Linked DNA regions of Homo sapiens: region 2 is linked to region 1. Evidence: chromatin contacts called from ENCODE Hi-C or POLR2A ChIA-PET data. All regions are on one chromosome and are shown on one strand. The core of a region is the stretch at or near the end of the contact, and the rest is flanking DNA. Distances in the headings are between cores, read along the strand shown. Region 1 overlaps BMPR1A (bone morphogenetic protein receptor type 1A). Region 2 holds the start of SNCG (synuclein gamma).

The links. Hi-C counts contacts between places; a loop is a spot of excess contacts on that map. ChIA-PET counts read pairs that join two places held with the same protein, here RNA polymerase II (POLR2A). Pooled maps may share reads with other maps.
Region 2: a pooled map shows a loop between it and region 1 (2.5-fold over the local background). The contact joins the promoter of SNCG here to the enhancer-like site in region 1. A Hi-C loop is called at or near these places in 3 of 37 single-sample maps with no recorded cell type and 8 of 50 pooled maps. POLR2A ChIA-PET finds 5 or more read pairs at or near these places in 4 of 52 experiments (CD8-positive, alpha-beta memory T cell, GM12878, WTC11 and 1 more).

Annotation. Positions count from the first base shown.
Region 1 is chr10:86,896,486-86,903,632 of GRCh38, forward strand. It overlaps BMPR1A (bone morphogenetic protein receptor type 1A), which reads left to right. Exons shown (of 13, transcript NM_004329.3): 6 at 3,309-3,405; 7 at 3,542-3,641. Among named protein-coding and RNA genes, the nearest start is that of MMRN2, 58 kb to the right of the region's middle. Within about 2 kb of position 2,851, at least 7 of the 41 ENCODE cell types and tissues checked have a DNase peak (open chromatin) inside an H3K27ac peak, as active enhancers do.
Region 2 is chr10:86,955,427-86,962,573 of GRCh38, forward strand. It overlaps SNCG (synuclein gamma), which reads left to right and starts at 3,173. Exons shown (of 5, transcript NM_003087.3): 1 at 3,173-3,392; 2 at 4,207-4,248; 3 at 4,575-4,702. The coding sequence starts at 3,272. It overlaps MMRN2 (multimerin 2), which reads right to left and starts at 2,189. Exons shown (of 7, transcript NM_024756.3): 1 at 1,952-2,189. The coding sequence starts at 2,115. RefSeq lists enhancers at 1-460, 3,463-4,062, 5,263-5,863, 6,464-7,063.

The sequences.
Region 1 (7,147 bases), core at 1,601-4,100:
CAGTTATATATTACTTTAGGACGTAATTATCATGGGAGATATTGAAAGGAAATAAGAGTTCAAGGAGAAATAAGAGTTCTAGTGTAAAATTTCTCATTGCTAAAAGAAGCATTTGTTCATTTATTCTTTAAAATGATGATAATGGGTATCAAATTGCAATGCTATTTAGATTCTACTGAATGCATTAAAAAATGATGTAACACTTCTATTTCAAAATGAGGTAACAATTCTATGTCAAAGTGTCATTATGTACAGTAAGCCAGAAATTATTAATATATTGCAGCCATTTAAATTTATGGTGAAAATTTTTAAGTGTCACCTGAAAAATACGTGAAGGATACGTTGCTTTTAAGAATTGGGTTACGCCAGCAAGCATTTTGACCAGCACTTATCTAACTTTCTGTATTTCTTGGTAAACGTCACCCAAGCACAGCACTCACCCAAGCACAGCTCTGTCATGCTCATCCTAACCCTTTCCCCAGTGTCTTCACGCACTGCCATGTGTGGCACAGAACAGATGTGAGTGCCTCTCACCAGGCCTCGCGTTCTTCCACTCCCCAGGCTGCATTGGTAAATTGTGCTTATTCTGTTTCCTCCTATAGGACAAATTATTTTTCAGAAACCTCACTGCCATTCCTTGTAACTTGGCGTCAGTTCCTTCCTCATATACTGTCTCCAGCCTGAGCACACTGAATAAGTTTATTTAAGTCAGAATCACTTAATTCATCAGTGCCAAGTAAATTTGTTTCCCACAAAAATTCATATTCCCCACATAAGTCTAGAAATACAAAATTGACTTGGGCAGAGGGTACGGGTGGAGAGTGCAGGAAAAGGAAAGGCTGTGTCACCCAAATTCATAATCTCGACAAACCCAATTTTTGCCTACCCAGATACATAGTTAACCTGAGTAAGACAGACGTGAGATGAGGCAGGTGTTGCTTATTCTTAGTGAAGCCACAATGGGTCTTTAGGGACTTAGAAGTTTTTTGGCTTAGTCTAGAATCTCATCTGGGATTCATGTCAAGCAAGAGGAAGGGAAGTTAATTTATTGAATATTTGTTATATGTGTATAGTATCCTGGGGATTCAGTATATTCTACCTTGTTTCCCCCCAACTACTCTATAGAGCAGATTTTTTTAAAGACAGGGTATTGCTCCATCACCCAGGCTGGAGTGCAGTGGTGCAATCACAGCTCACTGCAGCCTCAACCTCCTGGGTTCAAGTGATCCTCCCACCTCAGCCTCCTGAGTAGCTGGGACCACAGGCGTGTACCACCACACCTGGCTGATTTAAAAATTTTTTTAGAGATGGGGTCTCACTATTTTGCCCAGCCTGATCTCAGACTCCTCCGCTCAAGCCATTCTGCCACTTCAGCTTCCCAAAGTGCTAGGATTACAGGTGTGAGCCACTGTTCCCAGTTCATCTTTTTTTAACCTGTATTTTTTAGCACACTAAAGCCTAGAGATAAATTACTTGCTCAAGTTCACAAAGTGAACAACTGGCAAAGCTAGGATTCAAACTGTTTGATTCCAAAACCCTTGTATTTTCTGTAATACTATGCTCCTTAATCTGTTGGCAGAGTCTATTTTTGGCTTCTTTTTAAAAATTATTATTTTTAGAGATAGGGTCTCACTACATTGCTCAGGCTGGACTTGAACTCCTAGGTTCAAGTGATCCTCATGCCTCAGCCTCCCAAGTAGCCACCACACCCAGTTTAAAGTCTACTTTCTTTCCCTTTTAAAGAAAAGGGACGTATATAACACATATATATATAACATATATATAAACATATATACATGTTTATATGAAATGTTTATATAAAAATATAACATTCCATTATCTATTGTAGTTTCCAACACTCCATCTTTCTAAAGTCTTTAAATTACACCTGTCTTTCAGCCATCTCTCTTACAAGGGCTTTCATCTTCCTGGGATATAATTCACCTAGGTTAGAATATAGGAACTCATAAGGAATACAAACGCATCGTAAGATCTCTTCGTACATTTGGGATGTCGTTTCCCACTTAGTAGTGTTTGAGCTACCTTCGTCATCCCTGTCAGCATCCTTCATAGAGAAGAAAAAACAAGACAGGAGTTGAAGAATTGTTCGTTTTTCTCCTTATCATCCACTGTCATGTCAGCAGTACATCTGTTGCTTGGAGAAACCCCATGCTGCCAAAGAAACCCTTTCTTGGTTTTTCTTTGCACTTTTCTCTTCTGCAAGGCCAAGCTCATTTTAGCTTTCCTGGAACCGTTTTTGGATGCTTGACACTTCTTTCATTCATCGTTAGTTATATGATTTTCATTTCCTCCTCCATGTGTTTTCTCTGAATCTGGGATTATTTCAGACTCTCCAGTTTAACCCTAACTTTTTTCTCTCTCTCCTTATGATCATTTAAAAGTAAAAATTGTTTAAAAGTTATTAATAAAACTTCATTTAAAATATAAAATATGTATTTGGACATTTCCAAATGCTCTTGACCATCTTCCCAACAGAATCTGAAGTCACAGGCTCATGTTTACCTTTTTAAAGTCATAGCTGATTATACTGAGGCTTTTCCTTAATTTCCGCTTACATTCTTGTTACTTGTGTAGTGACAAACAGTTCTTTGCTATTCACATGTTGGTCAGAATGGCAGTTCTCCCCAGGCTGCAGCATTCAACTTGTCAGATATTGTGTTGTTAATCCAATAAAACATCACATGCAAGTGCTGCTGCGCTTCCAGTGACTGTGTCCTTCTCTGTGCTAGCTTTCTGCTCTCTTAGGGACAGTCTCCTTGCTGGCTGGTGGTCTGTAATCAGCTCTCAAGAATGCTTTCTGTAGTTTGTCCTTCCCTCACCATGGATGCTCAACTTGCCTCTGCATCAGGCTCATGACTTCCGACGTGGCTGGGGTAGGCAGGGTCTGCAGCGCCTCTGCACGCTCAGCTGCCTTGCTAACCAGCCTTTTCTTTGGACTACGACACCCTCCACTTTTTAGTCTGATCTTAAATCTCATCCACATCTCAGTACCACAGTGAGATTATATGTACCAGACCAGTTTATGATTGTAATTACCTAAGTTCGGGTTTGGTGTTCTAATCTAGTGTCTAACACACCATCCACATAGATATGTTCTTAAGAAAAGCCATTTTGCAGTCTTCACTATTTCAGCACAAATTTTAATCTTTCAATAATCTGTTTTTACATATAAAATTTGCAGGCCCCTTTCACTCACTGAAATAGAAATTGTATTTTATGAATACTAAAAAGACATATCAGTTTAAAATACCAAACCATTTCTAATTTTATCATTACTCTTCTTTTAGGATTCTCCAAAAGCCCAGCTACGCCGGACAATAGAATGTTGTCGGACCAATTTATGTAACCAGTATTTGCAACCCACACTGCCCCCTGTTGTCATAGGTAGGTTAGCCGAGAAAAGTCGGAGCATGCTTCTCAAATATCTTCTCTGGTTTTACAGTAACCAGGCTACCTAGAATTGAACACGTCAGATTATTTTTTCATTTCAATTGTTTACATTGTTTACTTTTATTGTCAGGTCCGTTTTTTGATGGCAGCATTCGATGGCTGGTTTTGCTCATTTCTATGGCTGTCTGCATAATTGCTATGATCATCTTCTCCAGCTGCTTTTGTTACAAGTAAGAAGATATTTATTTTGAAGCAAAATATTTTGTCAAATATTAGATGTCAACCGCTGTTTGTAAAGCCAGTTGCAGAAACCATTAACTTGTATTCTCTGGTTGTATATCTCCTTTATGTAACTAGACTATAGTTCTCTTAAGGGAAAAGGACCTTACTACCAATTAATTAATTGGGCACAATTTCATACTTCTTGTATGTTCATGATTACTTATGATTTTCTTATTAATGGAATAGTGAGCTTTCTGGCATCTGAATGTTTTCGATCTGTCCCAAGAAACCCACTGTGTTATAATTCTTTTTTTTTTTTTTGCGTTATAATTCTTTAGAAATTTGGAGCTCCAGAATTGTTTGCATGTAGCCATGATTTCAGAAGACAGTTGCCAAAAAAGAAGAGTAATAAGAGACAGTCCCTAATGGATATAAACTTTAATAATAAAACATCATACCAACCTAGATACATTAATGAAACAAGTTAGTAAACCCATAAATAAACAAACCCAAGTACATACAGCAATTTAGCATATAATAAAGGAAACACTTCAGATTACTGAGGAAAAGACGTTCGCATACCTCCTTGTTTTTATTATAATTCCTCACCCTCAACAATGGGGTACCACAGTTGAGAAATCGTGTTTTGGGTCTTTCTAGATAATAGACTTGGAATCTTCTGTTAGGGAGGTGATGCGAAAGTCATATGATTATTCAGAGTAGGAGATGGGGTCGAGAGGAGAGCTCCACATCTGAGGTAGCCATCATCCCAAATGGCCCCCAGTGATTCTCACTGCCTGGGGTTCCTCCCCTTGGGGCCAGTCCCCTCCCATAACACATCAGGGCTGATCTGTGTGACAAATAGGATATGGCAAAAGTGACTTCCAAGTCTACGTTATAAACAGCTTTGCAGCTTTCACCATGGTCTCTGGGATCACTCACTCTGGGGGAAGCCAGGCATCATGCTATGTGGACACTCAACTCTGAGAGAGGCCCACACAGGGAGGAACTGAGGCCTCTTGCCAATACCCAGCCTGCAGCCTGTCGGCCTTGGAAGTGAGCCACCTTGGAAGTGACTGCAAGCTCCTGTCAAGCTTTCACATGAGTGCAGTCTCAGCTGACATCTGACCCTGAGCTACCCAATCAAGTCACTCCTGAATGCATGATCCACAGAAACAGTGAGATAACAATTGCTGTTTTAAGCCACTCAGTTTGGGAGTGATTTGCTAACACAGTATTGGATAATCCAGTGTCCGACTTTCTGAAAATTGACTTTCAAGCAGTCTTCTTGGTGTTATTGTCACCCTCAACTTTACTTCCAGACATAACCACAATGGCCAGTTCCGAAGTTCTTGGGGGAACTCCATAGTATAAACTGGTTGCTTCTTGGTTTTCTCAATTTCTAACCTAAGAATCAGACTTTTTGGGTGTGCAAAGTCACTGCTCATTCATCTGCTTCATGAATTCCAACAGTGTTTACTGTTATTTTATCTCCTTTTCTCCTTGCCTGTTAGATAAAGAAGTTTAAAACTCTTTATTGCTGTTTTAGTGGACTAGTAAAAGCAAGCAAGTATGCTCAATCGGTTATTTTAAGCTCAAAGTCCCTTTGTCAAATAACTGAATCTTTGCCAGTAAGACAGGTGATAATATCTCAAGGTGATTTTAATTTATATTTTCATATTAAAATACTTTTTTTATACATTGGTTTCTTTATTACACAAGGGCACTGTAATGTATATATTATTTTATTTATTTATTTATTTAGAAATAGAGTCTCACTCTGTCTCCCAGGTGGAGTGCAGTGATCTCGGCTCACTGCAATCTCTGCCTCCCAGGTTCAAGCGATACTCATGCCTCAGCCTTGCAAGTAACTGGGATTACAGGTATGCACTGCCACACCTGGCTAATTTTTGTATTTTTAGTAAAGACGGGGGTTTCACCATGTTGACCAGGCTGGTCTCAAACTCCTGACCTCAAGTGATCCACCCACCTCGCCCTCCCAAATTGCTGGAATTACAGGCGTGAGCCACCGCACCTGGCCTCTAATGTGTATAGTAAAATATTGTTGAGTATGCTTTTATTTTTCTTTTAAGAAAAGAACCATCTATATTTTTATTTAAATCATGTATTCATTTTGGGGGGCCTGTTTTTCCATTGAATTGCATAGATTTTTTTCTCTTTGATTTATAGAAGCTCTTTATATTTCAGAAATCAGCCCTTTGTAATATGAGCTACCTATACTTTTCTTTTTTTGTTTTTTTTTCATGCTGCGTTACCTCAGAGCTACCTACACTTTTCACTGTGGTGTGTCTTGAGACTGCCTGCAGTGCCTTCAGCCACATAGTAAAGAACCCTATCAGCCAGGTGTGTGCTCTCTAAGCAATGGGTAGGATGTTTCTTAAGGAAATCTGTTCAGCCCAAGAGATAAAACCTAAAAATACTGCTGTTAGGGCCCAGTGAAATGGTCCAGGCAGATTATCTTACAGTGAAGCTTGTAATCAGTAAACCCTACCCATATACTAACAGCTTGCCAATCAAGGTGTCAGGCTGTGAAGGATACTGATCTCTGAGAAACCAGAAACAAGTGAGGTGAGCCTTGTGATTGCCCACCTTCTTCTCCCTGAACAGAGTTTCGGGTTGGGCATCACAGGGGGAACCCAGGTGTAGCCAGTAGCCTGTCTCAGTTCGAAGAGTTGTGAGGAAGCTACCAAGCCTAGGGAAAGAGCACCTGAAATGATTGAGAAAACAGTGTTTGGTGCTCACACAAGGCTGGGAGTAGGATCTGTTCACACCAGCTGTGAGAGTTGAAAACCCCATAATTCATAGGTTTTGGTTGAAGGACTCAGGAGGATTTTGCCTCAGTGGTGGGGAATAATTAGCCCTAGACTAAACATGGCTCTGGTCTCACCCTAAAAGCAAGCCCCAAACAGATCACACCATTTCTAAGTCACTGTATCCTAGAACAAACTCAACAGTATTTATAGGAATATAAAAATATCTGGCATCCAACAAGGTAAAATTCACAATATCTGCCATCCAATAAATGAATACTATGAATAAATGAATACATATATAAATATGGTCCATAATGAGGGAAGAAATGAAGCAATCAAAACCACTGACCCAGAACTGATATAGACCTTAGAATTAGCAATTACATTAAAATAGTTATTATAACTGTATTTTTTATGTACAAAAGTTAAATCAAGACATGGCAGATTTTGTAAAAGACCAAAATGAAACTTTAGGAAATGAAATCTATAATATCTCAGATGAAATAATATACTAGATGAAATTAGTGACAGACTGTAGAAGAAAAGATGAGTGAACATGAAGACATAGGAATGAATAGAGAATAGTGAGCTGTGGGACAACTTCAGATGGCCTAATATAGATATAATTGGAGTTCCCAGAAGAGAGGAGGGACGAAAAACATACAGAAATAATGATCAAATGTTTTCAAATTTATCTATTATTATTATTTTTATTTATTTATTTATTTATTTATTTTGAG
Region 2 (7,147 bases), core at 1,923-4,422, 59 kb after region 1:
CGTAGTGGTTCTATTCAAGCTTCTCCTTGCAAAGGGTCTTATTGGGGCCTGCATCCTGGGCCCAGCCTAGCCCTGGGGCTCTGGAAACAGATGTAAGTGGCAAAGGCAGGGCAGAATGCCTGGCCCTGGCAGCCGAGCCTCCTTGTGATGGTGTTGGTGTCACCACCCCTGCTAGCAGAACCCAGTCTGCCTCCCCTTCCCATGCTGCAGGGACAGGGTCTGGAGCACGCTTCCACCTCCCTGGTCACAGGAGCAAGGGAAGTAATCAGCCCAGGAAGCCGCGCGTTTCCTTCCTTTCTCACCAGCCCATCCGGGTTTGGTGAGAGAGCATGGACTTGCCCTGTGGAGACTGCAGCTTCTGGATGTGGGAAGGAGAGCCCTGCAGGCAGGGGGCTTCCAGGCTTGGGACACCTGGGCATTCCTGGGCCAGGTACATGCACCCTCCCACTCAGAACCCCAGAGAAGGACTGCGGGGCCCCTGCAGGGCTGCCCATCAGCAGTTCCCAAACCCTCACTCCTTGGGGCTAAGGGAGCAATGTCTCTCCCACAACCAAGGGGGTGGGGAGGAAGAGGAGCAGCTCCCTCCTCCCTCCCGTCCACCGGGTCCTCTCATCCTCCCTTTCATCAAAAGGCGGAAGGTGGCCTGAGACTAAGGCGTGGAGCTTCCTTGGTCCTGAAATCAGAGCGGAGTGGCTGGATCCAGCCCGCCCCTCCCCCGCCCCCTGCTCCCCTTGCCGCCCCACCACCGAGAATCACCTGCACCTCCCAGCCCTGAGCAGAGTTGGGGGCAGGCGGGAATGAGGTTTCTCCATGGCCAACTGCTCAGCCACTGTTCCCCACGCCACTGCCACCAGACCCTCACTAAGGGGCCTCTTGCCCCTCCCTGGTCAAATCTGTTTTCAGGAAAGCACCCAACAAACCTGCAACTCAGAAGCCAAATGAGACCTATCCCAGGCAGGTCCGCTCTGCGATGGTGGCTCTCATACACCGCACAGAAGTGTAAGTTGGCCCCCCCCTCACTCCCTAAATCCATGTAGATGCCCTTAGCCAAACAGGTCTGGTGTGTGGGGGCAGGAGGGTGGAGGTAGGAGCATCTGGGGGCTGGGGCTGGCTCCAAGTGCTGCAGAGAGTTCACTATGAGCTCTGAAGTCAAACTCAGATCCTGCTCCTTAGCTGTGTGGCCTTGGGCAAGCCCCTCAGCCTCTCTGAGCCTCAGGCTCCTCCTCTGTAAGTGGGGCTGTTGGAGGGATGAACTGAGATACACGTGGCAAGGTGCCTGGCCCTGAGACTGGGGGCCCCGTAAACAGCACCTGCTGCTCTGACTGAGGGGCAGTTGGAGATGAGGGGGGACTTACAGGCCCAACACCTCATCAGCAGGATGGGCCCTGGCTCTGTACACATAGAATGTTGGAAAGCTATGTTCTGGGTCCAGTTGCAAGACCATCCTGCCCACTTGCTGGGTCGCTGAGGCAGAGCGCCCTGGACTGTGCTCTGGAGAGCAGGGGGCCGTCTCTGCTCACTGCTGGGCAGTCAGAGTCAGGTCCCCAGGGAACTCAGATCAAAATCTCAGGGCAGCCTTGCTGGGTCTCAGCTTTCAGAATTGATTTCTTTGGAAGAACAGGAGGCATAGCCAGGCCAGCTGGCAATGGCTTCAGCCACAGTCCCCCAGTGCCCCATGCTGGGTGATTGATGGTAGGAGCTGTGCCTCCCTGCCAGCCCCCCAAGCCCCATTCCCTGCCATGGCTCCGACAGGGAACTCCCTGCAATTCTTAGGTGGATCCTGAAACACCCAGTCCAGACTACTTTTTCAGCCTCACAGATGGCCCAGAGATAGATACTATTAGCCCATTTCACAGATGGGACCCCAGTGAGGTCTAGAGAGGCTCTGCTCTAGCTGAGCTGGGACTCAGATCCTACTCCATGACCTCTGCCAAGGTCCAGGCCCTCTTACCGTCCTACGGGGTCCTTGCCGGTGTCCTCAGCCTCTGCCTTCCAGACCCCAGGTGTCCTGGAGCTCTGCAGATCAGAGAGGCTAGTACTGGAAGCCTGGGCCCATGCCCCCAGCAGCCCCCAGCCCAGGGGGCCCCCAAGGCTGAACAGCAAGCTCAGGATCATCTTGGTGGTGGGGCAGGCTCAGCTCACACTCAGCCTTGGCAAGTAGCTCCAGAAACTGCTAGTGACGTTGTCTTCAAGTTAAATCTCAGGAGGAAAAGAAAATACGAGGACAACAAAGAGAGGAAGTGGCCTGGGCCGGCCTACCCGGTGGGTCTTGTCCTGCCCCCCAACTACCCTGGCTGGCCCCACAGGGGCCGCCAACCACACAAGCCAGTTCCTGTCCCTGAGGACTTGGCTCAGGGACTCTGGGAATGTGGTAGACATGGGGTGGCCCCACCAAATGCATCCTTATGGGAACCTGCTCCCTGGGAGCCATGAAAAGAGCGTGGACTTCGAGGTGGGGCCACAGGAAGTGGTCAGGTCCATCTCAGGGGACCTGCTGCCCATCCACACTGCTGGCCAGGAAATGGGGGGCAATTCATGCCTCCTCAGCACCTTCAGCACTGGGCGGCTCAAAGAAGGGAAGGGACTATTCTGGGGTCACACAGCATGCAGCCAGAGGCCAAGGCATGAGGAAGTCCTTCATTTCCCCACCCCCACCCACCTCAGATCCTCCAACCGGTTTCATGGCAGCCCAGGGTCCAGCGGCATCCAGGATGCTGGTGGGTAGCTGCACAGCCCAGGCCGCGGGAGGTTGGCTGCTCTCACCTAACAGGCCTATGTGGCCCTGACCCCTACCTAGGAAGCTGGGGACAATGGCCAAGGCGCCTCCCCTCTCTGTGCCTGTCTGTCCAGGTGCAGCATAGACACAGCACCCCTGGGGCCAAGAGCACCCAGCCAGGGCTGCCCCCATGGGTGGGCAGGGCAGTAAATGAATGAGGGACAGGTTGGGAGGTGGCCAGCCCCCTCCAGCCCATGGAGGGCACGGGGCAGGAGAGCTGGGCTGAGCCAGCAGGAGCCCAGGGAGCCTGGTCTCTGCCTTCCTATCCTGGAGGAAGGTGAGGCTGAACCTCCTTCCCTCCCTCCCTCCCTCCCCGCCCCCACTGCACGCAGGGCTGGCTGGGCTCCAGCTGGCCTCCGCATCAATATTTCATCGGCGTCAATAGGAGGCATCGGGGACAGCCGCTGCGGCAGCACTCGAGCCAGCTCAAGCCCGCAGCTCGCAGGGAGATCCAGCTCCGTCCTGCCTGCAGCAGCACAACCCTGCACACCCACCATGGATGTCTTCAAGAAGGGCTTCTCCATCGCCAAGGAGGGCGTGGTGGGTGCGGTGGAAAAGACCAAGCAGGGGGTGACGGAAGCAGCTGAGAAGACCAAGGAGGGGGTCATGTATGTGGGTAAGTGGGGCATGGCAGGGTGGGACAGTGTGGTGGCCAAAGGGTGAGTGCCCAGTTACCTTCGCCAGACCTTACTCCCCAGCCCCAGGGAGGCATTTTGGGAGGGGGCGAGGCCCTGGCTATCAAGGTGGGGTCTCCAGACCCTGGAGCACCCACAATGCCCTGTGCACACCTATGTGTGTTTGTCTTTGGCCTCCTCGGGGCCTCTGGGTGTCAGAGACCGCAGACAGGGCTGGCTACCTGTCTGTGCACGCACACACACATTCCCAAGCATACCAGCCTCCCCTGAGCCTGGAGCCCCTGAAGCCATGAGCAGCCTGTGCTCAGGTGGCCCCCACCCTCTCCACACGGGAGCGGCTACAGCCAGGTCACGGATCCCCTCCCTCCCCAGAGAGAAGGGGCAGGCTGGGGGATGAAACCTAGGCTCAGTGTTCCCTCCCCCGCATCCTCTCCTGGCACTCTCCAGAGGAGGAAGGGGAGGTCAAGCCAATGACTCAGCTCTGGCCCATCCTGTCCTGTTGCTGCTTCTGAGGCCCGGCCACACCCGGGCAGGGGCTGGACCCTGGGTCTAGCCAGTGTCCCTACCTCAGGCCTGCTCTCTCTTGTCCCCCACATTCTGTCCTGTCCCCTTCCCATCCATCCACTTCTTCCAGACACAGCAGGAAGAGGCCCTCTGAAGGGGCCGCCGGCCCCCAGACACCATCCTTACCCCCCCACCGACCCCACAGTTTGTCCAGCTGTTCTGTTGTGTTTGTCCTGACCGCCCCCAACACCTCGAGGGAGGTCTGGGCTGACAGCTCCATTTCCTCCCCAGGAGCCAAGACCAAGGAGAATGTTGTACAGAGCGTGACCTCAGGTGAGAAGCCCCAGGGCCAGGGGACACATGGGGGATAGGACCCCTGGGGCTCCTGCATCCTAGTGCTGGGGCTCAAACCTAGAGTCCTGCCTTACCCCCAACTGGGGTCCCAAGCCCTACAGACCCCTGCAGACCATGAGGCTAAACTAGGGTGGGCGTCTCCTTACCCCCACCAGCATCAGAGGTGCCCTGGAGTCAGAGGGAGCAGGGGAGGGTCCCAGCAGGGCCAGGGCTCTGAGCTCCTGGGAAGGGGCTGCGAGCCTGACTCCAGCAGGCCTGCCTTGGGGCTGGGGCTGGGGTGGAGGCCAGCCAGTGTCCTCCCATAGTGGCCGAGAAGACCAAGGAGCAGGCCAACGCCGTGAGCGAGGCTGTGGTGAGCAGCGTCAACACTGTGGCCACCAAGACCGTGGAGGAGGCGGAGAACATCGCGGTCACCTCCGGGGTGGTGCGCAAGGTGAGCCCCGGCCCTCAGACCTGCCCAGTCCTCTCCTGGGCCCAGAAAGGCTGCTGGGCGGAGGCGGCATCACTCCACTCCACACCCCAGGAAACAACACGGGGGGCTGCGGCTGGCTTCAGTTTCAGTACCCACTGAGCGCCGGCATGGGGTGGGGTCCATGCTTGCTGTTCGACCTGCATTCGGGTCTGGAATCACCACAACCACCCCTTCGGGGGACTTGGGAGCCCATCTCATAGACAAGGAAAGTGAGGCTCAAAACCACATCTTCCGGACGGCTCTCAGCACTTAGGAGACACCCCATTTTATAAGTGAAAACAGGATCCCACACGGTGACAGGCAGCCTCCCGGGCAGTGGTCACCAGGCCGGGGGCTGAGTAGCACCAGCCCCGCCCCCAGGGCCTAGCCTCCCTCCCTGGGCTGGGCGGGGCAGCTGCCTCCTGCTGGGAGCCTCAGGGAAGTAGCGTCCCCTAGTGGTAAGAAAGCAGTGCTGCTTCTGACCCTACCCTCTGCAGCTGCCTTTGTGTGTGTGTGCACGTGTGTTGAGTGAGCATGTGGGTGCATTTGTGAGAATGTGTGGGTGTACATGCGTGTGAATGTACACATGCGTGTGCGGCCCAATAGCAGACAGCACAGGAGCAGTGGGGCGCACCCCAGGGACGGGTGTTGGCTGGGTGAGCTGTCCCAGCACCTGTGACACAGCAAGCTCTGCTTTACGCATTGTACGCTTATTAGTTCATTTAATAGACACAAAATCCATGAGACGGTGTGGAAACTAAGGCCCAGAGAGATTAATGTGCCCAAGGTCCCATGGCTAGTTCATGTGAGCTTGGAATTCCCCTGAGCAGCCTGTACTCTGAGAGACCCTGTGGCAGTGTAAGTGGTGGCCTGGGCTAGGATTCCTACCTGGGGGTGGGGCGGGGGAGCAGTGTCCAGCTCTCCTACCTGCTCCAGGCCTCCTAGGTGGTGGAGTCTGAGGCTCTGAGCACTGAGAATCCCTGCGTTAGGAGTGGGTGGGTGGAAGGGTGGGGGCTGCCCTACTCCTCTTGGCTCTGGGGCGATGCCCAGGTGTCTGCTTCCAGGGCCAGCACAGGGTCTCCATGTCCTTGGAGCTGGCAGCCGCTCCCTCTCCTAGTTCCCCTTTCTCGTCGTATGACCTTGAGAAGCAAAGGAACCTCTCTGGGCCTCCGTGTTCTCATCTGCAAGATGGGGGTGAGAGTGTCGGCCTCCCTGGGCTGTGTGATGAGGCAGGGCCATGACCTCCATGAAGCAATTCTCCTGGTCTATGTGAGCACCCAGCAGAGGAAGGTGACCATCATCATCATCATCATCATGTGTCCCAGGCAGAACACATAGAGCCCCAGGGGGCTCCTCCCTCCTCACCCCCAGCAAAAGAGGCCCTGGGGTGAGGGTGCCCGGGCATTCCTTGTGAATCCCGGAGCAGGGCTAGTGAGCCCTTGGAGCCACCTCGAGGGAGACTCATTTCCTGGTGACACCCCAAAACCAGTCACGACTCATCTCCCAGTGAACTGTGAAAGGCCTCAGCAGGGACTATCTGACCACTCATACCCCTGGCCTCATCATCAGCCTTAGGGCAGCAGGACTCAGCAGGTGGCCACCTGCCCTGCCCCTGGATAGCCTGGCCGACTCCCGCCAGCACAGCACTGCCCTTTTATGCCCCACTCCGCCAAGGGGCAGGATGGCCCTGGGGCAACACAGAGGTGACAGTATCCCCGCCTCCCCCCCGTCCCCCGCCAGAGGCAGGTGCTGAGGCCAGAGTGCAGGGCAATCACCAGTGTGGTCCTACACACCCAGCTGTCATGATATCTCACGCAAGTGTCTGGCCGGCATGGAGTGCAGGAGATAGAAGATGGGAAGTGAGAGAGGACTGTGTAACCTCTGCTGGCCCTGACCAGCCTGAGCCCAGAGCCTGTCCAGGAGGCAAAGAGAGGGAGCCATGCTCCTGTGGACTGAAGTGGGCCTGAAGCAAGCCTGATCTGATGCCAACACACCCCACCACTTTGAGCTCGAAGGCCCTGAGCTGCATGCCAAGCCTCCCTGGCCTCAGAGTCCCTATGTGAACCCCAATCAGTCTTCCTTGTAGGGCTACTGAGGGTGGGGTCAGACCTGGGGCTTCAGGGGCCTCTGCCCACTCTAACCCCCACTCCACCCTACCCCACCCAGGTTCCTCATCAGTGAAGCCCAACTAGGGGCTTCCCAGAGACTGGGGACCAGCTTGAGGGGTGAAGCTGGGCTCCAGGGTACTTGGTGCCCCTGGAAGGCCTCGGCATCATCAGAGCCCCGGGTATTGTCTGAATTGCACGCCCCCAATACCTCCAGCCCCTCCAAGTACAACAAGGCCACGAGGGGCCTCTGCTCCTCCTTGAGGCCAGGGTAGACAAGGCCCTGGTTGCAGGGCAGCTAGGGGTCTCTGCATTCTCCACA